Regions from separate parts of the Homo sapiens genome. Here regions 1, 2, 3, 5, 6 and 7 are each linked to region 4. Evidence: chromatin contacts called from ENCODE Hi-C or POLR2A ChIA-PET data. All regions are on one chromosome and are shown on one strand. Each heading gives the region's core, a stretch centred on a gene start or an enhancer-like site at or near the end of the contact. The rest is flanking DNA. Distances are from core to core; before and after follow the strand shown.

Evidence for each region. A loop is a pair of places that touch in the nucleus more often than their neighbours do. ChIA-PET counts read pairs that join two places held with the same protein, here RNA polymerase II (POLR2A). Pooled maps may share reads with other maps.
Region 1: a map with no recorded cell type shows a loop between it and region 4 (14-fold over the local background). The contact joins the promoter of RPL19 here to the promoter of SYNRG in region 4. A Hi-C loop is called at or near these places in 1 of 37 single-sample maps with no recorded cell type and 4 of 50 pooled maps. POLR2A ChIA-PET finds 5 or more read pairs at or near these places in 1 of 52 experiments (activated T-cell).
Region 2: a pooled map shows a loop between it and region 4 (9-fold over the local background). The contact joins the promoter of PSMB3 here to the promoter of SYNRG in region 4. A Hi-C loop is called at or near these places in 2 of 37 single-sample maps with no recorded cell type and 9 of 50 pooled maps.
Region 3: a loop to region 4 is called in a pooled map, with 9 times the contacts of the local background. The contact joins the promoter of RPL23 here to the promoter of SYNRG in region 4. A Hi-C loop is called at or near these places in 1 of 37 single-sample maps with no recorded cell type and 7 of 50 pooled maps. POLR2A ChIA-PET finds 5 or more read pairs at or near these places in 1 of 52 experiments (HepG2).
Region 5: a pooled map shows a loop between it and region 4 (8-fold over the local background). The contact joins the promoter of CCL3L3 here to the promoter of SYNRG in region 4. A Hi-C loop is called at or near these places in 2 of 37 single-sample maps with no recorded cell type and 2 of 50 pooled maps.
Region 6: a loop to region 4 is called in a map of naive thymus-derived CD4-positive, alpha-beta T cell, with 9 times the contacts of the local background. The contact joins the promoter of ZNHIT3 here to the promoter of SYNRG in region 4. A Hi-C loop is called at or near these places in 2 of 168 maps with a recorded cell type or tissue (breast epithelium and naive thymus-derived CD4-positive, alpha-beta T cell) and 8 of 50 pooled maps.
Region 7: a pooled map shows a loop between it and region 4 (5-fold over the local background). The contact joins the promoter of MED1 here to the promoter of SYNRG in region 4. A Hi-C loop is called at or near these places in 8 of 50 pooled maps. POLR2A ChIA-PET finds 5 or more read pairs at or near these places in 2 of 52 experiments (HEK293 and activated B cell).

Annotation. Positions count from the first base shown.
Region 1 is chr17:39,198,773-39,202,372 of GRCh38, forward strand. RPL19 (ribosomal protein L19) reads left to right here and starts at 1,511. Exons shown (of 6, transcript NM_000981.4): 1 at 1,511-1,577; 2 at 2,441-2,547; 3 at 3,545-3,600. The coding sequence starts at 1,573. It overlaps LOC124903996 (a long non-coding RNA gene), which reads right to left and starts at 2,442. Exons shown (of 2, transcript XR_007065745.1): 1 at 2,133-2,442; 2 at 1,383-2,026.
Region 2 is chr17:38,751,183-38,754,666 of GRCh38, forward strand. PSMB3 (proteasome 20S subunit beta 3) reads left to right here and starts at 1,559. Exons shown (of 6, transcript NM_002795.4): 1 at 1,559-1,647; 2 at 1,968-2,152. The coding sequence starts at 1,645. It overlaps TRN-GTT2-5 (tRNA-Asn (anticodon GTT) 2-5), which reads right to left and starts at 672; the gene lies at 599-672. LOC100287808 (a long non-coding RNA gene) reads left to right here. Exons shown (of 1, transcript NR_149004.1): 1 at 1-570.
Region 3 is chr17:38,852,468-38,855,580 of GRCh38, forward strand. RPL23 (ribosomal protein L23) reads right to left here and starts at 1,254. Exons shown (of 5, transcript NM_000978.4): 1 at 1,231-1,254; 2 at 555-638; 3 at 137-265. The coding sequence starts at 1,243. It overlaps SNORA21 (small nucleolar RNA, H/ACA box 21), which reads right to left and starts at 528; the gene lies at 396-528. It also overlaps the pseudogene RPS20P35. RefSeq lists enhancers at 107-890, 201-1,400, 891-1,674, 1,398-1,507.
Region 4 is chr17:37,607,545-37,610,706 of GRCh38, forward strand. SYNRG (synergin gamma) reads right to left here and starts at 1,874. Exons shown (of 22, transcript NM_007247.6): 1 at 1,735-1,874. The coding sequence starts at 1,811. DDX52 (DExD-box helicase 52) reads right to left here. Exons shown (of 15, transcript NM_007010.5): 15 at 2,195-3,162.
Region 5 is chr17:36,194,712-36,198,009 of GRCh38, forward strand. CCL3L3 (C-C motif chemokine ligand 3 like 3) reads right to left here and starts at 2,047. Exons shown (of 3, transcript NM_001001437.4): 1 at 1,887-2,047; 2 at 1,087-1,201; 3 at 158-665. The coding sequence starts at 1,962. The coding sequence ends at 575. It overlaps LOC128966706 (a long non-coding RNA gene), which reads left to right. Exons shown (of 2, transcript XR_008485584.1): 2 at 1,419-1,756.
Region 6 is chr17:36,484,598-36,488,200 of GRCh38, forward strand. ZNHIT3 (zinc finger HIT-type containing 3) reads left to right here and starts at 2,084. Exons shown (of 5, transcript NM_004773.4): 1 at 2,084-2,188; 2 at 2,338-2,369. The coding sequence starts at 2,103. LOC105371749 (a long non-coding RNA gene) reads right to left here and starts at 2,082. Exons shown (of 3, transcript XR_934710.4): 1 at 1,990-2,082. RefSeq lists an enhancer at 1,805-2,738.
Region 7 is chr17:39,449,600-39,452,830 of GRCh38, forward strand. MED1 (mediator complex subunit 1) reads right to left here and starts at 1,664. Exons shown (of 17, transcript NM_004774.4): 1 at 1,439-1,664. The coding sequence starts at 1,463.

The DNA.
Region 1 (3,600 bases), core at 261-2,760, 1.6 Mb after region 4:
GGAGAGATGGAGAAGACCCTCTCCAGGTCAAGTGACCTTACAATAAGGCCACCACCTTGCTGTGTTCCGCAGGACAGGAGACTATGGGACTCCTCCTCCTCACCCAACTCTAATAGCAAGTGAATGGTCAGTCTGTCATTCCTCTGATCACAACACCTTGGGGAAGGCGGAGCAGTGAGTGAAGATGAAGCCCATTAGAAACGTTCCAGGAGAGTTCCAACCCTGAGCAGGGTTTCCACCTGCCCCTTGGAGACAAGAAAGGCTGGCATAACCGCAAAAGTATGGGCTTTGCAATCAGAAATATCTGTGTTCTGAATCTGTTACCTTAGCTGTAAAATGAGGGCAACGCTAATCGTGTTGTTGTGAGGAAGTAGCATAAATGTTGCTTCCCTTTCTCTCTCTTCTACTTTCTCAGCCAGGAAAGTTGAGATGAAACGGATAGGGTGATCAGCAGGAACCAATCATGAGTTGGAGCCTCAATTCAGATGTAGACTTCTTAAACCCCAGAATGTTCTTCTTGGATTTTTACATTGGGTGTTCCAGATCAGAAGAAAAGGACTGCTTTTTTTTTTTTTTTGAGACGGAGTCTCACTCTGTTGCCCAGGCTGGAGTGCAGTGGCGCAATCTCGGCTCACTGCAACCTCCGCCTCCTGGGTTCAAGCGATTCTCCTGCCTCAGCCTCCCCAGTAGCTGGAATTACAAGCACGCGCCGCTACGCCCGGCTAATTTTTGTATTTTTAGTGGAGACAGGGTTTCACCATGTTGGCCAGGCTGGTCTCGAACTCCTGACCTCAAGTGATCCGCCTGCCTTGGCCTCCCAAAGTGCTGGGATTACAGGCATGAGCCATCGAGCCCAACCCAATTTTTTTTTTTTTTAATTTTACTTTCTGCAATCATTCATCCATTCAGCCAGTGCGGTATTTCTGAGGTGTGTTCGATCGCGGATCCATGCCTGCCGCAGTACAGTTGTGAGCCAAATGAGACTGAGACTAGTTCCCGCCCTCCAAGAGCTTGCAAGACCCGCAGTGGCGTAAAAACACTAACATCTTTTAGTGATCGATTCTGCACTCCAGGGGTTTTCAATCTACTACAAGAGTGAATAAGAGTTCGCCTTTGTCTGATATCTGTTGTCATTCTCTCTCGCTTCTTTAACTGATTTTTTCTCAGCTAATAAAACATCCACCCACAACCCCCCGAACGCCCGCAAACACCAGGCCACTCTAGCAAAACCTCTCTCACTCCGCCTGCGCAATCCAGCTGACTTCCGGTTACAGATAACCACGTGATTGGGAACCCTTGCTGCGCATGTCTAGTAGGAAGTCGGACTATACCACTTTCCCTACGGAAGGGGTACTTTTTTATGTTTTTAAGTTTAAAACCGATTTCTGATATTTGACTTTTATCATTTCAGGCCTATATGGAGGCTATGAGTGAGTTTAGTGTGGCAGAAGATGAAAGAACCGGACAGGAATACGGACGAAATTGGAGCAGGGTTTGGGCTCTCCCCTTCGCAGATAATGGGAGGAGCCGGGCCCGAGCGAGCTCTTTCCTTTCGCTGCTGCGGCCGCAGCCATGAGGTGAGGGCGAGCTGGTCTCCATCAGGCGCTGACGCGTGTCGACAAGGGACTGTCGGTCTTGGGACCGCAGCTGGGGTTGGGGGAGATGAAATGGAGGCCGCCCTAAAGCGGCCGGTCCCGGGGTTTGGGGTAGGCCGGAGCACTTTCGTCCCGGGCCTCCGGAGTGAGGGGGGGCGGGGAGCGTCGCAGCAACTGAGACCAGGAAAAGTCTGCCCCGGCTGGTGCCGCACCGCACACGTGTCCGGTCGACCCACGCGAGCAGAGCAAACGGAGCGAACAAGACCAAGCCGTGGGCCCTTTCTTGCTTGGCACACCCGGAGCGGAGCCGATCTCTGCTTTCACGTGATGTAGGGCAAGCCTAGTGTAGGCCCCAGGCCTCCGACTGCCGAGAGAGGTGATCTCTAACTCTTGACTCCATTCACTCCTTTGGCCTCTCATAAAGGAAATCTCTGCGAATAGCCGAACGAGGCTTGTTACTGTGATAAAACAGGGAAATAAGCCCAGAAAACAGAGTAACTTGCCTGCATTCCTAGACTAGAAATCAGGTCTACTCACCTCGAATATTCTTTAAACGCTGAGTACCAGAAATGGCATAACCCCCCTATTCAATCCAATAAGTCCTTGGCTTGACTTTCCAGAGGAGAAATGCGAACATGAGGCTCCGAGAGGTGAAGGCATAGCGTGGGTTTTGAAGTCTTAAACCCAAGGGGGCCAGCTGCATAGCCCAGAGCCTTAAAGATGATTTAGGGAAGAGTCTTATTTCGCGGCTGTGGTGTGGGTCACAAAGGGCAGGTCTTGATGGGGACGTTCATTCTTGCCCAGGATTGGCTTTCAGAGTCTAATCATGTTTTCTGTGTGTCTAGTATGCTCAGGCTTCAGAAGAGGCTCGCCTCTAGTGTCCTCCGCTGTGGCAAGAAGAAGGTCTGGTTAGACCCCAATGAGACCAATGAAATCGCCAATGCCAACTCCCGTGAGTACCTGGGATCTGTCTCTTCACCCTACTTCCTTCTTTTCTCCTGCGTCAGATTAATGATAACACAATTGTGTTGACTTTTTTTTTTTTTTTTAGACAGTCTTGCTCTGTTGTCCAGGCTGGAGTGTAGTGGTGCCATCTGATCATTGCAACCCCTGCTCCCAGGCTCAAGTGATTCTCCCACCTCAGCCTCCTGAGTAGCTGGGATTAGAGGTGTGCACCACCACACCCAGCTAATTTACTCTTTATATTTTATTTTATTTTTTTTGGGACAGAGTCTCACTTTGTCACCCAGACTGGAGTGCAGTGGTAGGATCTCAGCTCACCGCAACCTCTGCCTCCCAGGTTCAAGCGATTCTCCTTCCTCAGCCTCCCAAGTAGCTGGGACTAAGGCACGTGCCACCACACCCAGCTAATTTTTGTATCTTTAGTAGAGATGGGGTTTCATCATGTTGGTCAGGCTGGTCTCAAACTCCTGACCTCAGGTCATCCATCCACCTCAGCCTCCCAGAGTGCTGGGATTATCGACGTGAGCCACCACACCTAGCCTGGGTTGACTTGTTACAAACCTAGGAAAGTTCATTCAGAGTGTCTATAAAATGGAGGAGTCATTGTATCAGGCTTGTTCTTTTGAGTGTGCTTTCATATATTTAAAATGTAGAAATGGCCAGGCATGGTGGCAGGCATCTTTAATCCCAGCTACTTGGTAAGCTGAGGCAGGAGGATCATGAGCCCAGAAATTCAAGACCGGCCTGGGCAACATAGGGAGACTGTCTCAAAGACAAAGGGTATTTCTCACAACCTCTGTTTGTGAAGGAAAAAGAAAAGATAGAGGTTTTTTGGGTTTTTGAAGGCAAGAAATAAGTTCCAGTGTTTCCATCCTTTTTGAGACCGTGGGGCCAAGAATGTGAGCAGTGTCTCTGGCCTGGCCTATTTGGACTCTGTGATGTGCTTGGGCCCCAGTTGACTGACCAGGTGCATTATGCTTTCCCAGGTCAGCAGATCCGGAAGCTCATCAAAGATGGGCTGATCATCCGCAAGCCTGTGACG
Region 2 (3,484 bases), core at 309-2,808, 1.1 Mb after region 4:
AAAATGTGTTGTTTTCCTTTTTTTCTGATGCTTCTAATATTAAATGCGTCTATTTTCCCACTCTCCATTGTCTTGAGGTCTTCCCCTACCCACCCTGCCTAGTTCTGTCACGTCCCTTCTTTCCCTGTATCACAACAATGTTCTCCCTTTCTCACCTTTGTTTCTCTTCATACTTGTTTCTCTCTCTGTGTCTCTCTCATTCTCTTCCCTTCCAAATGTAGTATTTGGAGACTGTAATATCGATTGAGGCAGACAATAGAAAACTGTCGAACCTCCACTGTAAATTCATTCTTAATCCTATGAAAAAATGCATCCTGAAACGTGTTGCATGCACAGTGAGACAAAAACCTGTGTCTTTAGGTTTCCTGCGATCTAGCTTGGAGGCGGGTTGGGGGGGTGTGGAGGGAAGTGCTGGAGAAATTATCCCATTATTGACTGAGCAGCAAAGAATTTTCAAGAACAGTGATTCTCCTAGAAAAAGTATTGCTGCTGCCATTTCAATGCAAAATTTGGCTTTTGAGTAAAAGGCTTAGGTTTTTATCTTCCGGGGAGAAAAAAAAAACCCAAAAGACAAAAAAAAAAAAAAAAAAGGTCATAGCGTCCCTGGGTGGGCTCGAACCACCAACCTTTCGGTTAACAGCCGAACGCGCTAACCGATTGCGCCACAGAGACCGAGTCGACTACCGGCGTAGTAGTGAGCCGAGTCAATGGGAGCGAGCCTGGACGGCGCAGACGCCGTAAGAGATGCCGCCATCGGGCGAAATAAGTGGAACCCGGGGGAGAAAGGGAAGGATCCTGATGGGGGAGGGAGGCGAAAGAGCTTGGGAGGAGAGGACGCGGGACGTGCACGCCCTTCCTCCATTGGAACGGCGAGAGGTCGACTCTGGCTATCCTCAGGTTCTACCTCAAACGTGGAGAGGCGCGGAACGTCCCTTTTTAGGGTGACCTGAGATTGAGGATACGTGAAGTCGGGCCGCAGGAAGTCCCCCAAATCAGAACAAGCTTCGGCTTCCAAACTCCCTTTCACAGCTGAACCCCTGCAGCCGCAAAATACCCGCGACGCCTACACGCGACGCCTTCCCCTTCCCACCTGCATCATTAAATTTCCATTTAATGGGCGCCTCCTATATACTAGGCACTGTTGTGGGCCAGTGAATATTCCGAGCCTAGGCAAGTGCCTGGTACACAGTAAACGCAGGATTTCTGGAGTGAATAAATAAGCTAGCACGACTAATACGACGAACTCATACATCACGTTGATAAGCGTCACGGTGCCCCTTCAGCTGGGGCCGCAGCTTCCTAAACCCAGTTTCACCAGCCCACGTGCGCGCAGGCTCCGCCCCCAGTCCCTGAGGTCCCGAGTCCAGGTCCGCCGAGATCCCACTATGCACCGTGTCGCAAGTCTCTTCCGCAGCCACAGTGACTTTTCACTTCCGCTTTTCCCGCCTCCGTTTTGACTTTGCAACCAAACTACCTGTACTGGTGACCGACAGGGACGTGTGACCAATAGAAAGCCCAGATGTCCAGGAAGAGTCCGCCTATCAGCCAATGAAGAGACAGCAGTGAGAGCGGTTGCGCAGTGAAGGCTAGACCCGGTTTACTGGAATTGCTCTGGCGATCGAGGGATCCTAGTACACCGCAATCATGGTGAGATGGGGAGTTAAAGCAAAGGGGCATGGGGAAGGATTGAGAAGCGGAGGGGGTCAGGAGAGGCTTGGGGACGAAAAGGGCCTAGGGTCGATGGAAGGAAGCGGTTTCAGTTCGAGGGGAGCGGGCCCCGGTGAGGACCAAGAGGGTGAGTGCGGCTCATTGCCGCCACACAGTGCTCATCCCAGCTGGAGAACCAGGGGTTCAGACGCCTCCGGAATGGAGAACGGGCGTACAGGAGCCTCCGCATCAGGAGCTGGGCCGGGGGCTGTGGCAGCGTTTGACCCCCCGCGCTGACCCCTCCGCTCTGTCTGTCCTAGTCTATTATGTCCTATAACGGAGGGGCCGTCATGGCCATGAAGGGGAAGAACTGTGTGGCCATCGCTGCAGACAGGCGCTTCGGGATCCAGGCCCAGATGGTGACCACGGACTTCCAGAAGATCTTTCCCATGGGTGACCGGCTGTACATCGGTCTGGCCGGGCTCGCCACTGACGTCCAGACAGTGTAAGTTTCAAGGGTCCCCGCCCACACCCAGGCCTCTTCTTGGACCATCCAACCCCGGCGTCTTGACCGGCCAAGGTGTCAGTCATCTACCACACACCACCAGTGAGTTTGAGACTTTGCCGCCTCCAAAAAACATGTCCTTCCCTTTCTTTTTTTTTTTTTTAGACAGGGACTTGCTCTGTCACCCAGGCTGGAGCTCAGTGGCATGATCTCAGCTCACTGCAACCTCCACCTCCCAGGCTCAAGCGATTCTCGTGCCTCAGCCTCCTAAGTAGCTGGGACTACAGGCGCGCACCACCATGCCTGGCTAATTTTTGTATTTTTAGTAGAGACAGGGTTTCACCATGTTGGCCAGGCTAGTTTCGAACTCCTGACCTCAAGTGATCCACCTGCCTCAGCCTCCCAAAGTGCTGGGATTACAGGCATGAGCCACCACACCTGGCCTGACTTTGATTTTGACAACAATTTTGAGCAGACAAGACAAGCCCAATAGAAACATCTTGCAAGCAGTTGGGGTTTTGTTATTACATCTCAGGGTTGGGGAAGCATTGGCAATGTGCCAAATCTATGGGAGCAGATTCTGGAGAGACAAAGTCTGTAGGGAGGGAAATAATGAGCGGCAGTTTGAGAGCTGAACGTTACATTTAGCAGTGAGGGGCGAAGAGAAGCCAGAGAAGAATAAGAGAGGAAAAGAACGGTGATAGGTTTTCAGGAGGGAATACGTGGTCACAGGGGGCAGGTCCTGCAGGGTACTGGTGCCTGAGGAGCAGCAGGTCCTGGATTTGTTTCCTAGAAGGTGGAGAGACTAGCTCACAAGCGTGGGTGGATGCCTGTCAGAAAATGTTCTCATTTCGGCTGGGCGCGGTGGCTCACACCTGTAATCCCAACACTTTGGGAGGCTGAGGTGGGCGGATATCTTGAGATCAGGAGTTCCAGACCAGCCTGGCCAACATGGTGAAACGCTGTCTCTACTAAAAATACAAAAATTAGCCAGGCTGGGTGGTGGGCACCTGTAATCCCAGCTACTCGGGAGGCTGAGGCTGGAGAATTGCTTGAACCTGACAGACGGACGTTGCAGTGAGCTGAAATTGTGCCACTGCACTCTAGCCTGGGCAACAGAGCGAGACTCTGTCTCAAACAAAATAAAAAAAGAAAGAATAAAAGAAAATGTTCTCATTTCTCTTAAAACTCCCTGAGTCTCAAGAACATAACACTTACTGAGATCTCACCCAGCCTGCCCTTTTTTCCTGTCTGGTAGAGTCAGAGAATGACATCCTGGGGTTCCTGTCAGTGAAGTCTCCCGTGAGCCTTCCCTTCTGCAGTCACTGCTGT
Region 3 (3,113 bases), core at 4-2,503, 1.2 Mb after region 4:
AAACTTAAGATACTTATCTCACACTGCCTCTCAATGGAAAACAAACTTGAGGCCTTGAAAACTGATCCATTTTCCAATAAAGGAAAGCGTCCCCCCACTACTCATCAGTATTAAGGTGGGCTCAGTGTTTACTCACCCTTTTTTCTGAGCTCTGGTTTGCCTTTCTTGACTGTGGCCATCACCATGTCACCCACACCAGCAGCGGGAAGTCTGTTCAGCCGTCCCTTGATCCCCTTCACGGAGATGATATACAGGTTTTTGGCTCCTACAAAAGAATGTAAATAAAAATAAAAAATGTTGAGGGCCATCAGGCCGTTCCATCAGTATAACATTTCCCAAACACTTCCAAAGCCCCTCCCTCCACTCACTGCCCAAGCAGTTAGTCCGCAAGAACGCCTTGTCACACCACCGATTGAAGCAAACAACACATGTTGCCACTTCACCCAAAAGCGATGTTTTCACTCTCCCCTTTCTTGACGGCTCAATAGGTCATTAGCCACAGGCCCATTGAGTGCTTTTAAAAGGGGGAGTATAGCAACGTGCAAAGACCTCACCTGTGTTGTCAGCACAATTGATTACAGCTCCTACCGGAAGACCCAAGGAAATCCGGAATTTCGCACCAGAGGACCCACCACGTCCTGTGGATATAAAGGGAAGGGAAACAGGATAAAGAGATCACAATCTAGACATGGTTCGGAGTTCCCCCTCATACTCAAGCTGTAATTCACCGCACATGCTTTGATAGACTGTACGCTATAGATTAGCTCGCTCGGATTTTACTTATGCCGTCCCCATGTGCCACCCGATTCTCACGGAAAGTAGCCTATTTCTTACTATTAACACTCTGACATCGAAATTAAGAAACCTAGACGACTCAACCCTTGCTCTAACTTTCGCAAAACGCAATTACTCCTGCAAGGCATAAAACCGCAGAGGTCGCGCAAACCAGGGCCTAATCCAGTCTAACTTCAACCCCATTACGATAGCCCTATTCGCGGAGCGATCTCGCGGTATCCAGACTACATTCACGTCGGGATCCTGCCATCTCAACTCTCCAGCACCCCACTGCCACTTTCGAGGGCCCTGGCAGTGCTCTCGCGGTGGCCTGGCTCTCTCTCTCCGGCCTGAAGGAGAGCAAAGCGCCCCAGCTGCCTAGGGCCACCGCTCCTGACGAATCCGCCAGCCACTGCACGACAGATGGTGGAGGATCCTCCAGAAACAAAACCTCACCTCGCTTCGACATCTTGAACGCCGGAAAAAAGAAAAAAGGAAGTCGATTCAAAGGACACTGGGATATGAACTTTAACGCCCCGCCCACCCTCCTCACGTGGCCGGAGCAAAAACCGGCCTCTTCCGCCTCTGGGCGCTGCCTTATTACGTAATAAGTTTACGACGTCGCTTTTAGCCCTCTCTGCGAAGTGGGAGTTGAGGTAGAAGCGCAAGAGATAGGAAGTATCTTCTCTACGAGCTTAAGAGTAGTTAGGGACATGGAAACAGTGATTTGTTAACTTGCTCACGACCTCTTTTGACCACTTAATAGTGCCAGGCACTTATCTGCACACTAGAGAATAGGAATTAAAACACGGTTTGTGCCGTGTGGGGGTTCCCCAAGGAACAAAGAAAGTGGGGGAGGGAGGGAGAACAAGCTCTAAACGGTTTCGTTGAATGTAATACAGTTGAGAAGTGCTGCAGATCATTCCATCTATGTGTTCTTGGTATCATACCATTCTGTATTTTACATATACAGTATTGCTCTATTTATTGACCCGTCCCCCCCAACACACACTCTTTTTTTCTTTTTTTGAGACCGAGTCTCACTCTGTCGCCCAGGCTGGAGTATAGTGGCGAGATCTCAGCTCACTGCAACCTCCGTCTTCCGGGTTCAAGCAATTCTCTGTCTCAGCCTCAGAGTACCTGAGACCACAGGCGCCCGCCACAACGCTGGGCTAATTTTTGTATTTTTAGTAGAGACGGGGTTTCGCCATGTTATTGGCCAGGCTGGTCTCGAACTTCTGATCTCAAGTGATCTGCCCGCCTTGGTCCCTCAAAGTGCTGGGATTACAGGCGTGAGCCCCCGCGCCAGGCCTAATTGCTCCTTTCACAGCTTCAGCCGCCCCTTATTCTCTGGGTTCTTTCCTTCCCACGATACATTAATTCACATACTTATTGAGCTCCTACTTTACAGCAGGTTCTGTCCAGGGCGTACAGCGGATTACATCAGAGAACAAAATAGATCAACATTCTTTTCCTTATGGAGCTTACATTCTGCTGGGGTGCAGGTGGAGGAGGATATTAGACACTAAACAAAAGATATAATAAGTAATTGCAGTATGTAGTATGTTAGATGGGGATATGTATTATAAAAATATAAATAGTATCGCTTCTCGGCCTTTTGGCCAAGATCAAGTGTAAAATATAAATAGTGGCCGGGCCTTGTGGCTCACGCTTGTAATCCCAGCACTTTGGGAGGCCGAGGCGGGTGGATCACGAGGTCAGGAGATCGAGACTAGCCTGGCCAACACAGGGAAACTCCGTCTCTACTAAAAATACAAAAATTAGCTGGGCGTGGTGGCGGGCGCCTGTAATCCCAGCTACTCCGGAGGCTGAGGCAGGAGAATCGCTTGAACCCAGAAGGCAGAGGCGGCAGTGAGCCGAGATCGCGCTACTGCACTCCAGCCTGGGCGACAGAGCTAGACTCCGTCTCAAAAATGTATATAGATAAATAGCTCTTTGAGGAAGACGCGGTCGTAGGTGTTGCGGATCGCTGATCCGCACGCTCCTGCTACTGACTCACCGCTGTTCGCCCTCGCCGAGGAACCAGTCGCTCAGGAAGCCGCGCAGCAGCCATGGCTTTTAAGGATACCGGAAAAACACCCAGGGAGGCGGAGGTGGCAATTCACGAATTCGAGTCACTCTAACGAGCCGCATCGTAAAATCCCTGGAGAAGGTGTGTGCTGACTTGATCAGAGGAGCAAAGGAAAATAATCTCAAAGTGAAAGGACCAGTTCGAATGCCTGCCAAGACTTTGAGAATCACTTCAAGAAAAACTTTGTGGTGAAGGTTCTAAGACATGGGATCATTTCCAGATGAGAATCCACAAGTGACTCATTGAC
Region 4 (3,162 bases), core at 624-3,123:
TTGGGAGGCCAAGGTGGGCGGATCACTTGAGGCCAGGAGTTTGAGACCAGCCTGGCTAACATGGTGAAACCCCGTCTCTACTAAAAATACAGAAATTAGCTGGGCGTGGTGGCGCACGCCTGTAATCCCAGCTACTTGGGAGGCTGAGGCAGAAGAATCGCTTGAACCCGGGAGGTCGAGGTTGCAGTGAGCCGACATCGTGCCACTGCACTCTAGCCTGGGTGACAGAACGAGACTCTGTCTCAATCGATCAATCAACAAAATTAGCCGGGCATGGTGGCGCGCACCTGTAATCCCAGCTGCTCCGAGGCTGAGGCAAGAGAATCGCTTGGACCCAGGAGGCAGAGGTTGCAGCGGGTCGAGATCACGCCGCCGCACTCTGGCCTGGGCAACAGAGCAAGACTTCCTCTCAAAAAAAAAAAAAAAAAAAAAAAAACAAGACAAAAGAAAAAGAAAAAACAAATAGAAGGGAATTATTACATATGTTTCTTCTCCAGCCAGAAACTGGCTTACACGAAGTATTTATTTTTTAAAAAACCCTCTAATGAAACAACGGAGAGAACAAAAGAGAAAGCAAAAAGTTTAAAAATCTAAAGTTAAAGATGTGCAGAGGAAATGAAAAATGGGGTTACACACAGGTGGTTTATTGAACAGCCACTGCTCGTTTCCTGACAAGCACCTGCAAGAGGTGATAACTTTAAGGTCCTTACACTTTTGTAGTGTTCACGACTCCGAAATTGAAACACTGCATATAAAAAAAAAACCTAACACTTCGTTTTCCAAAGACAATTTAGGATACTGAAGATGCAAAGCTACTTTTACCTCCAAATGTGTGTGCTGTTGTGTGTTGGTTAGTAAAACAAAATCAGACTAGGTCATTATAGAAGTGGAGTGAAAACTTCCTAGAATAAAATATTTCCTTAAATGATAACGAATCTGTCAGCTTGTAAAACGTACATCTCCCTTACCATTCTGGGTATAAGAACCACGGCAGTTCTTGGCTGAAATGTGGCAGAGGGCAGATTTGTTTAAGGGCTGAGTCTGGAAGCTTTGTTCTAATAAATGCGCAACTGCTGTTTAACAGTGCACTTTCTTTGTTTTTAAATGCCTTTTTAAAAAGAAGACAGACAAGTCTTAAGAGTTAGTGTACAAGACAAGAACTCTATCTCAAGACCATTACTAATTCAGAGGTCTTTAGATGTTCCTGCTGTTTGTCGCGGGTTAAGGAAATAAAGAGGACAGGACACTCTAAAAGGGGAAGAGACAAATAGTCCACACACACACCCCCCTTGGAAACAGTCCTCCAGCTTTGTGAACAGATTTTTAAAGCCCTCCCTCCAACATATCCGGTTAAGTCTAGAAAGCCCAAGGAAAGGGAAGACCCTGGTCGCTTCAGAGGCAGCTAGGACTAGGAGCGGAGTCGCGGTTCCTGATTTGCCCCGCCCCCCCCCACCCCAAGAGGACCCTCATCTTCTCTCCCCTCCCACACTGGGCGCGCGCTCGCTCCCCGCTCGATTCCAGGCGGCCGGCGCCCCCAACTGATCCCGGAACACCAGCGTCCAGCACCTGGGCTCCACACGCCCCTTTCGGCCTGGGTCCCTGGGGGATGACCCTCCTCCCGCAGCCCAGTTCCAAGGAAAAGGATCAGGGCTGGAGAAAACTGCCATAACTGCCAAGCGCCCCTCGCCGCCCCCGCGGAGGCCAGCGGGCTCCCGCCCGGCTCTTCACACCTACCCGCCTCCCCCGGCGGACCCCGCGCCAGCTCCCGCGGCCCCGCCGCCACCAGAACCAGCTCCTGGCCGCAGCGCCATCTTGCTCCCGACCTGCCGCTGCCTTCGCCGCCGCCACCTTATCAGCAGCTGTCAGCTGAACACAGCCACTTCCGGGTCAAACACCAGGCCCCACCTCGCCGCGGACCGGGCGATGGGGCGGGGCCTCGCGCCCACGTGACTCCCCCGGCCCTCGGGGAGGCGTGGCGCGCCCACGGCACGTGACCCGGCGCCGCAGGGGTCCCCCAGATTCAATTCTAGCTCTCGGGCTGGTGGGGCGGTCGCGGGCGCCTCTCCAAGGGAGCTGATTCATTGTCTGGTAGGCCCTCTGCAGGGCCCAGCTGGCGGCCCAGTGGCAAAGCGCCGTTGGTCCTCCGTTTGAAAACCATGATCGCGGTTAGTGGAAAGAGTAGGCTGAGTCCTGATTTTTAAACTATACGGTGGGTACACTGGTGTTCTTTTATTGTTACTCTTTACACACAAAGAACAGATAGGTCCTGAAGGGCCCTTTGATAGTCTCGCAGCACTGATGAGTGATCAGCTCTCCCCTCTTTCTCTGGAACTCGGTAGCTTCATGTTGGCACCTATCACAGACGCTGAAGGCATTTAAATTTTATTTTAAATCAACCAAGAGCCCAAAAACCCAACCCATATTTCGAAAAAACTCCAAGGTGTACTACTCTTGTTTGGTTCTGCCATCCTGCCACCTTACAGTCCTTTTGTTTTTCCTATTCTTGCAGGCAAGTGCAAAACAGTGGTTTTTGGAAGGCAATTCATAATTACTCTGAAGCTATTTCGGCATATTTTTTACTGATTTTTTTTTTTTTTGAGACAGGGTCTTGCTCTGTTGTCCAGGCTGGAGTGCAGTGGCATGATCATGGCTCACAGCAGCCTCAGCCTCCCTGGCTCAAGCGATCCTCTCGCCTCAGCCTCCTGAGTAGCTGGGACCACAGGCATGCACCACCACACCGGGCCAATTTTTTTTTTTTTTTTTTTTTTTTTTTTTGTAGAGATAGGATCTATGTTGCCCAGGCTAGTTTCAAACTGCTAGGCTCAAGCTATGCTCCCACCTCGGCCTCCAAGTGCCAGGGTGTGAGCCACATGCCTGGGCTGTGATTTTTTTTTTTCTTTTAATCAAACTACTGTCTGGAAGTAAAACATGAAAGTTGAGTAATTTTCTCAAGCACGTAGTTTGCTTGCTAACAAGTAATGGATTAATTAGCTTTACGTTTTCACTCTTGTCTCAAGGTTTTTACTGGGTAATAATTTGTAATAAGTTATTAGGCACAAACCACTGGTCAGGAACTGTACACGCATTTTAAAAAATCCTCAGTATCCTTAGGAGTTACAATTGGCATCTTACAGATGAGAAAATCAAGGTTAGAAACAGTTA
Region 5 (3,298 bases), core at 797-3,296, 1.4 Mb before region 4:
TCAATGTTCCAGAATTTTGTGAAGTGGATAACTCTGTCGCAGCGCTCCCCATCTCTCCCAATTTCCCTCCATTTCACCTCTTCCTAATCTTTGCCTATGATTCCTCTTAACCAGTGATTTTGATTTGCCAGAAAAACAAAACCAAACTCAATACTGGTTTACCGTTTAAAAGAACATCTTTATTATTTCCCCAGGCCGATCACAGCCCTGAACAAAAGCATCTGATACACATTTGTCAGTCTGGTGGCTTTGGTGCCATGACTGCCTACACAGGCCGATGACAGCCACTCGGTTGTCACCAGACACACTGTGAGGGAAGGTGGAGGGGACAGGGGGAACTCTCAGAGCAAACAATCACAAACACACTGTGAAATCAAAAATAAATTATAAAAACTAAATAGTATAAATAAATTAAAATTTAAGTTAAGAAGAGTCCCACAGTGTGGCTGTTTGGCAATAACCAGTCCATAGAAGAGGTAGCTGTGGAGGTCACACGCATGTTCCCAAGGCTCAGGCTCCTGCTCCTCCCCACTGGGCCCACTGAGGTCGCTGGGCCTCGAAGCTTCTGGACCCCTCAGGCACTCAGCTCCAGGTCACTGACGTATTTCTGGACCCACTCCTCACTGGGGTCAGCACAGACCTGCCGGCCTCTCTTGGTTAGGAAGCTGTGGAGAAGGGAGGAAGAGTTAAGCACTGGGGAATCCAGCCGGGGAATCCTGGGCCCACCATGGCCCTGACATCCTGCTCTCTGTCCTGGGCAGCTCAAGGCCTGCTCCTCTCTCAGGGGCCCCCTGCCTATCTCCGTCTAGAGAGCTTCTCTCAGTGACTCCAGGCAAGGGGGCCCTCAGAGTGTCCTGCTGCCTCCTTCTTCCTGTCCCTTTCCTCTGGCCTGGGGCAGCCCTTCCTGACTCTGTAACACCCACCTCACTCCAGCCCCAAGTCAGGTCACACCTCAGTGCCCTGCGTCCTGTATCCCCGATAGGCTCCTGAAGGCTGGGCCTTTCCAGGATGGCCTTCTGGCCTGTTTCTGCCCCCACCCTGACACTCCCTACCTCCCTAGAGGTGAGCAGGAAGACTGGCACTTACATGACACTGGGCTTGGAGCACTGGCTGCTCGTCTCAAAGTAGTCAGCTATGAAATTCTGTGGAATCTGTCGGGAGGTGTAGCTGAAGCAGCAGGCGGTCGGCGTGTCAGCAGCAACTGCGGAGAAAGGAGAGAATAAGCCCGAGTCACAGCTCAGAAGAAAAGGCCAGGCAGCTTCTGATCCCTGAGTGGTTGAGGAGGGCAGGCTTGCTCAGACCAAGTGACTGCAAGGCATTTGGGGGGTTTTGCAGAGAAATGTCTCTTTGTTTCTGTCTATATTCCTCTTTCCCCTTGACTCTTCATAGTGGGTTCTCTGTTTCTCTATGTGATCCAGATACCTGAATGGACTGTTCTCTTAGCTCTCTTCATGGAATTTTGTCGGTTCAAGAAGTCATACCCCAGCCCAAGAGAAGCCCTGGACATCTCTCATAAGACATCCAAGGGACAGGGCTCCTGGGAGACCTAGGGTGAGCTGGAGAGTGAAGAACAGACCCCACTGGGAAGTAAGCAGCCCTGGATTCTGCCTCTTGCAAACTGATTCGTTTTGAACCCTGTTTTTCTATCTGTACAAGGGACTGTAACTCCCCTGCCCCTGCCTAGATTCTCATACCTGGAGACTAGGAGGGCTAAGACCCCTTCTAGAGATAAAAATAAAAGTTGTGAAGAAAAAGACCAAGGTGTTTGGCAGCGCTTTAAGAACTTCCTTCTTTTCTCTTCGGGGCTCTCAGGCCACAAAAAAAGACTGATGTGGTCTAACCATGGCCAGAGAGTGGTGATACCCACAACAACAACATGGACTCACGTGGTGCAGAGAGGACCTGGTTGCAGAGAGCCATGGTGCAGAGGAGGACGGCAAGGGCAGCAGTGGAGACCTGCATGATTGGGAGCAGGTGATGGAATGTGGGCTCGAGTGTCAGCAGAGCCAAGAAGGGACTGACTACTCTTTGCTGCCTGCGTCCTTCTGATGTCTGAAGCCATCTCTCCTCTTTATAGGCAGCCCTGGCGGATGGGGAAATGGAATCTGGGGGTGAGGAGGGAAATTTTTAAGTGTAGTGATGCTGTCATGCTGAGTGTTGCACAACTCAGGGTCCCTGGTGACCACAGGGGCTCAGGATATCCAAGAATAGCATCTCTGAGCTACTCTCTAACTCTCAGCTCTCAACTCATGACTGGTTCTAGCTTCATGGGGTTTCTCCTGTGAGTGTGAAGAGGGGTGTGTGTCAACCCAAGGCTATTCTTAGTTGATCCCTTCTCATAAGAACTGGTCTATGCAGCCAGGCATGGTCGCTCACACCTGTAATCCCAACACTTTGGGAGGCCGAGGCTGCAGATCACCTGAGGTCAGGAGTTTGAGACCAACCTGACCAAGAAAGAGAAACTCCATCTCTACTAAAAATACAAAAGTAGTCAGGCGTGGTGGCACATGCCTGTAATCCCAGCTACTCGGGAGGCTGAGGGCAGGAGAATCGCTTGAACCCAGGAGGTGGGGGCTGTGGTGAGCTGAGATCATGCCATTGCACTCCAGCCTGGGCAACAAAAGTGAAACTCCATCTCAAAAAAAAAAAAAAAAAAGAATTGGTCTATGCATGAACTCTCCAGCCCCATTCCTTCCCACAGAGCTGTAATTCTGCTTCCTCAGCTGCTATAACCACAAGGATAGGGTCAATGGGCTGATGCTGTGGAGGGCTAGACAACCCCCAGTCCTCCCAGAGGAAAGGAACTCAATGAAAGCTGGAGGAATAGAAAGCATGAGGTCACGTTTCAGTCATTTGTCTATTTATTAGTCTCGGAGTGACTGGGGCGCTGTGTTAAACGCTAGTTGTGGATCATAAAAATACTTTAGAGGTGGGTGTCAGTATGTCAGGTGCCTAGAAATATGTGTAGCCATTAACCTAGAAAAAGCATTTCTGGGAAAGAGTTCTGTGGAAACAACCCAAATATGGAGCCATCTTCAAACATAAAGATACCTGACCCAGCATCATTTATAACTCTAAAATAAGCAAAGCTAAATTTTTCTCTATCAGGGAATGATAAATTATCCACAAGATCCTTTATTATTAAGTCTCTAACGTGAATGAAGTGGCATAAATATGCTTATAACATCAGTGGTTAAAAAAAAAGCAAGATAAAACATTATACAAATTCTATAAAATTTGAAGAATTGTATAAAGATATATATATGCCATGCCAACTCTAGGCATGGAAAAAATTAAA
Region 6 (3,603 bases), core at 834-3,333, 1.1 Mb before region 4:
GATTCTTGTGCCTCAGCCTCTCTAGTAGTTGGGATTACAGGCGTGCACCACCACACCCAGTTAATTTTTTCTATTTTTAGTACAGACAGGGTTTTGCTATGTTAGCCAGGCTGGTCTTGAACTCCTGGCCTCAAGTGATCTGCCTGCTTTGGCCTCCCAAAGTGCTGGGATCACAGGCGTGAGCCACTGCGCCTGGCCTAAATTTTTCGTCTTTAAGACGGGGTCTCTCTCTCTCTGTCATCCAGGCTGGAATGCAGTGGCACAATCATAGCTCACTGCAGCCTTGAACTCCTGGGCTCAAGTGAGCCTCCAGCCTCAACTTTCTAAGTAGCTGGGACTACAGGCTGATGCGACCATGCCCGACTTGGCACAGGATTTAAATATGGCCCTGGACAAGTCACTGGCCTTCTCTGGCCTTCCCAGGTAAGCTTGGACTTTCTGGGATGCTTCAAGTTCAAATCATCAGTGGTACAACTGTTGAACAATATGAGGAACGCTGCGGGTTACTGGGCCTGTGTGGACCCGTTTTGGATTCTAAGCTGGGTCCTGGGCAGAAGTTGGAGGCTGGGGCAGCTGCAAGCAGGACAGGCAGGTGGCCAGAGGGCCCAGCAGCTTCAGCACTGAGGACTGGACTGGGTCGCCACGCCCAAAGGAAGGATAATTACTCACCTCCCACTCAAGAAGCAGGCGGCAGAACTGTTTTGGAGAGCATGGCTTGGGGCCTGGGACCTATGTTCATGCGGTCCAGACGGAGATCCATGAGAGTTAAGACTCTTTCTAGATATCAGGTAGCACTTCTGATTACAAAACTTTTGCACATGGTCTCCTCTCTGCTTTACAACAGCTCAGGAAAGTAGGCCCAAACATCCACTTTAATAGATGAGGGAGCTCAGAGGGGGTAACCAACCCCTCCAGGTCACACAGCCAGGGAGGGGGTTGAGCCAAGGTTCAAACCACTGCCTCGGTTGTTGCAGATACATCCCTGCAGACACCTTTATTGAAGAGGGACCCTGAAGGCTGAACGGCCAACACAGAAGAGGAGGCACTTGGGAGTAAGGGTGATTTATGGCCCTGGGAGGGCCCAGTGCAGGTAGGATGGGAGCTAAGGTAAGGCTGGGCCATGCCTAGCTGCAAGCAAATTTCCTTAAAAAACAAACAACAAAAAACATTACTTTTTCTAAACCTAAAGTTTGTGGTGGCATTCAAGTCCCATCATAGCCCATCTATCCAGACTCATCTGCCTGGGATCCCCGTCTTGGGACTAGTGGTCACTGGCCTGCTTCCTGGTCAATTAGCTTCCGGGACTAGGGGGAGGTGTGAGGAGCCTAGAGTGCAAAATTTAAGAAGCACTCAGTCTCAGGGGCGTGCAGGTGCAGGGTAGCGACGGCAGGACTCTAAGAGTGAGTCTCTTTCCTCCCCGTTTCCCCGTCCTACTTTCACTCTAAGCATTTAGTTCCCAGGGGACAGAGACGACTTCTTCATTAGAAGACCCCGGGGGGTCCCCAGCCCGGAAGGGCTCACAGTTGGAGCTCAAACATTTGCCACTGTTCAGGCTCATCTTTCTTTCCCCAGTGAAAAATGGTCTAGGTTGGGAAGGGCAGGTTCCTGTCTACTGCGTGATCCAACCGATTCTGGTTCGCCCAATGTCTGGACTTGTCCTTTGCCAAGAATAAGCAGATGAGATGGGCGGATGAACCCCAATGTCCCTGCAAGATTCAGGAAGTCCCAGCCAGAAAGTAAAGGACGTTTAGTTCCATGTATTGTTTTCTTTTTTACATGCGGGGCAACACACCTGGACAGTGTCGATGGCTTGCTCCAAGCCACACGGCCGCATAGGGACAGGGACTGGGCTACATAACAAGTTCTTCGACGCTGTGATCTAATCAAGGAAAACCTGGGACGCAGCTAATAGATGCGCATCGAGTGTATCGACGCTCTAAGTACGAGGGCTGGAACAGTGAGCAGGATCAGTCCATTGCTTTTGCCTACCTGCTGAGCGCTGATTGGTCCCCGTTTAGGAAACGGAAAAAGGGGCGTGCACGCGGGCGCGGCTGCGTGAGAGGCGCGCGGCGGCGCAGTGAACAGTCTCCTTCCACAAAACCATGGCGTCGCTCAAATGTAGCACCGTCGTCTGCGTGATCTGCTTGGAGAAGCCCAAATACCGCTGTCCAGCCTGCCGCGTGCCCTAGTGAGCGGGGAGGTCGCGGGGTCCAGGGGCGCGGGTGTCCGGCCATGGCGGGAGGGCGGGAGGCCGGGAGGCCGGGCGGGAGCGGGCGGGCTGCTGGAGGGGCCGGGGACCCTCGGGGCTGACGCGGCCTGTGGCCTCTGTTGTTACAGCTGCTCGGTAGTCTGCTTCCGGAAGCACAAAGGTGAGCCCCGTCCCCGCCAGCCCTCGTACCACTGCGCACGGGGCAGCCCCCACGTCCAGCCTCCGTCTTGGGGGCGTGGACCCTTGGGCTGCGCTTCCTTTCCCGCCTCGGGTCTCCGCGGGTTCTGCAGGAACCTTGCTTCCTCTGACTTGGTCCCTGGTGTCTCTGTGTGTCGGACAGTTCCCTCTGTTGTCCCTGCCTGTAATCGCTCTCAGGGTTTTGGTCAGTAGCCTTTCTTCTACCCCGCTTCTCCTTCTGCGTGTTACTCTTTTTTGCTTAGAAATAGTTTCCGATTGCTTTTCCCACCGAGGTCTACCCTAGCAGTTTCTTCCTCAGTATTCTGATGTAGCCCCTCACCATTTGGCTGAAACTGCGCTAACTTTAACAGTATTTTCACTCGTGTAAATAATGTCTTGTTAGAAACAAAGAGGTAAGTCCATGTACAATACAAGGAGACGTCCTTGATTTGTTAAGAGAAAAAAAGAACCAAGTAAGTTCTGTGTATGATGTGAACACACTTTTGTACAGTTAAAAAGAAGTGACCTGGCCGGGCGCGGTGGCTCACGCCTGTGGTCCCGGCACTTTGAGAGGCCAAGGCGGGTGGATCACCTGAGCCCAGGAGTTCGAGACCAGCCTGGCCAACATGGTGAAACTCCGTCTCTACTAAAAATACAAAAATTAGGCGGGCGAGGTGCGCGCCTGTAATCCCAGCTACTCAGGAGGCTGAGGCAGGAGAATCGCTTGAACCCGGGAGGCGGAGGTTGTAGTGAGCCGAAATCGCACCACTGCACTCCAGCCTGGGCTACAGAGCCAGACTCAGTCTGGAAAAAAAAAGAAAAAAAAAAGTTTGATGTAGGTGGGGCGCGGTGGGTCACGCCTGTAATCCCAGCACTTTGGGAGGCCGAGGCGGGCGGATCATTTGAGCTCAGGAGTTTGAGACCAGCCTGGGCAACATAGCGAAACCCCGTCTCTATAAACAAACAAAGCCAGGCGTGGTGGCCTGTGCCAGTGGTCCCAGCTACTCAGGAAGCAGAGGTGGGAAGATCGCTTGAGCCTGGGAGGAGGAGGTTGCAGTGAGCCAGGATCGTACCACTGCACTCCAGCCTGGGAGACAGCAAGACTGTCTCAAAAAAAAAAAAAAAAAAAGCTTGATGTAGATTCTTTCAGCTTATTTCCACTCTTGTACCAATATATAGAACTTTTTTTTTTAGCTTTTAGAATCTCAGCAATGAGA
Region 7 (3,231 bases), core at 414-2,913, 1.8 Mb after region 4:
CCTCCCGGGTTTGGGTGATTCTCCTGCCTCAGCCTACCAAGTAGCTGGGATTGCAGGCATGCCACTGTGCCTGGCTAATTTTGTATTTTTAGTAGAGAAAGGGTTTCACCATGTTAGCCAGTCTGGTCTTGAACTCCTAACCTCAGGTGATCCGCCCACCTCAGCCTCCCAAAGTGCTGGGATTACAGGAGTGAGCCACCACACCCGGCCTTTTTTTTTTTTTTTTTTTTTTGAGACGAAGTTTCGCTCTTGTAGCCCAGGTAGGAATGCAATGGCGCAGTCTTGGCTCACCACAACCTCCACCTCCTGGGTTGAAGCAATCCTCCCACCTCAGCCTCCCAGGTAGCTGGGATTACAGGCATTCACCACCACGCCCGGCTAATTTTGTATTTCTAGTAGAGACGGGTTTTCTCCATGTTGGTCAGGCTGGTCTCGATCTCCCAACCTCAGGTGATCCACCCGCCTCAACCTCCCAAAGTGCTGGGATTACACGCGTGAGCCACAGTGCCCGGCAATTTTTTTATTTTTTTTGTAGAGACAGGGCCTCAGTATGTTGCCCAGGCTGGTCGCGAACTCCTGGGCTCCAGGGATCCTCCAGCCGCAGCCTCCCAAAGCGCTGGGATTACAGGTGTGAGTCACTGCTCCCGGCCTCACCTTTCGACCTCTGCTCCAAAACACACTCTTTGTTTTTCTTGAGAAACCTGCTGATAAATATCTGTACTTCGATGCTCCAACACTTTTTGAGCGACTATTACGTGCCAGAAACTATACAAAAATAATCAGGCAAGGACTCTAATCTGCAAAGCTCAGAGGAAACTGGAGAAGATAAACAATAACACAGTTCACTGTATCAACAGAACTATGCCCAAAATGCTAAGGCAGCATCTTAGCCGGAGTGTGGAACTTTAGAAAATCTTAGTAAAGTTCCACAGAAAAGTTGTTTTTCTGCAGTTCGTAGTTCGGTCAATAAAAGAACGAAATTCAGCGCACTTTAAAAATACACAATGGCACAGGATCTGAACACTTGACATTGTAGAGAACTGCTGGCTGCTAATAAATATAAGGACCTAATCATTTCATTGATGCCAAAATAGTCTCCAGTACGTTTACACACAGCCCTAAATTTATTCAGGCGTCTCTTCTGGAACGAGATGTAAGCTGATTTTGTATTCATTTGCCCCGTCTCCCACCACTTTAGGCCAAAAGTGCCCTAGTCGAGCATGAAATCTTCACAGAAGTTGAGAGTCCCCATCGCCCTAAAGTCGAAGCTCTATAATCACCAAGGAGGGTATAGTGACAATCTAAAACTAATACACATTCCCTCTCCTGGACTCTATGCCCCTAAAGTGGCCCCCATGGGACATCTGCAAGAACCTCCTCTCACAAACTGGCTCCCCCAGTTGTGTCCCGCCCCCTCCTTTCCCCTACAGTCACTTACCCTCGGTTTCCCCCTGAGCTTTCATCCTGAAGGCGAGGAGAAGCTAGATCCGCCACAAAAGGATAAGCCCTTCCCCACCACTAACGGAGGAAACAAGTTGGCTCGGGATCCCGGGACGCAGGGCACCAGCAGTCCCTACTCTTCCCGGGAAGGATCAATCTGAAGTCCCCGGCGGCAAGAAGAGAAGGGTGCTCGAGGCCGCCGCCATCTTCCCCAACGGAACTTCCCAAAATTCGCGAGATAAACCGTGGTCCTGCCAGAGAGAGGAAGAGGACAGGGCATCGAAATCTCGCGAATATTGGTCAATGCGTCGGCCTCGCGAGATTTCTTTCAGCGCAGTCTTCCCTTTGATCTGAGCTGTCTCAGGCCTCGCGCCGCTGGATATTAAACCTGCCGGCCGGTAGCTTTCGGCTCCCCTGCGGAAACCGCCATTTTTTTTTTATTTTAGCAGTTAAACAGCTCGCAAATTAAAATCTCCAGATCCCTGTACTGAAAGACTAGCTTTTCTTTTTTTTTTAATTTTTTTTTTTTTTTTTTTGAGATGGAGTCTTGCTCTTGTCGCCCAGGCTGGAGTGCAATGGCACGATGTCGGCTCACTGCAACCTCCGCCTCCCGGGTTCAAGCGATTCTCCTGCCTCAGCCTCCCGAGTAGCTGGGATTACAGGCACCCGCCACCACGCCCAGCTATTTTTAGTAGAGACGGGGTTTCGCCGTGTTGGCCAGGCTGGTCTCGAACTCCTGACCTCGCTGTCCGCCCGCCTCGGCCTCCCAAAGTGCTGGGATTACAGGCATGAGCCACCACACCCGGCCATGACTAGATTTTCAAAGGCTATTGGTATCAGGAGTGTCTTATGAAAGATAAGTTTAACCTGAGATACTAGATGCAATAATTACATCCTAAGAAAGATAGTGGCGCATTGTAACATGACGTTCAAAGCGAGCCTATAGCACAGTTAATTCCCCTTTTCTCATTTTTTTAGTTTCAAAACTATTTCTGGCTAGGCGCAGTGGCTCATGCCTGTAATCCCAGCACTTTGGGAGGCCAAGGTAGGTGGATCATCAGGTCAGGAGTTTGAGACCAGCCTGGCTAACATGGTAAAACTCCGTCTCTACGAAAAATACAAAAATTAGCCAGGTGTGGTGGTGCGCTCCTGTAATCCCAGCTACTCGGGAGGCTGAAGCAGGAGAATCTCTGGAACCCGTGAAGCGAAAGTTGCAGTGAGCAGAGATCGCGTCACTGCACTCCAACCTGGGTGACAGAGTGAGACTGTCTCAAAAAGAAAAAACTGTATCCTTTACTATCCTCAAACTAAGTGTTCTTCACTTAGTAAGCATCTGTGGAGTCCTAATATGTGTATATTTGGAGCTGCTAATACAAACATGAAAACACGGCTGGTCGCGGAGCTACTCAGGAGGCTGAAGCAGGAGAAGCGCTTGAACCTGGGAGGCAGAGGTTGCAGTGAGCCGAGATCATGCTACTGCACTCCAGCCTGGGTGGCAGAGCAAGACTCTGTCTCAGACAAATAAACAAACATGAAAACACAACCCTAGCGCTTGATAGGCTAATCTTATTTAGAGTTCCGAAAATATGATTGGTCACTATAATCATAGGGGCTCAAAATTTTTTCATTAATTATTATGCCCTAAGTACCAATGCCAGATACCCAACTACACTTTATCATGGAAACTCTATACAAATAAAAAAAAAAGTCTGTACTAAGTGTTGCTAGGAAATTTTTAACTTTATAAAGCTTATAAATAAACTTTACTAACTTCTGGTTACAGAATGGAAT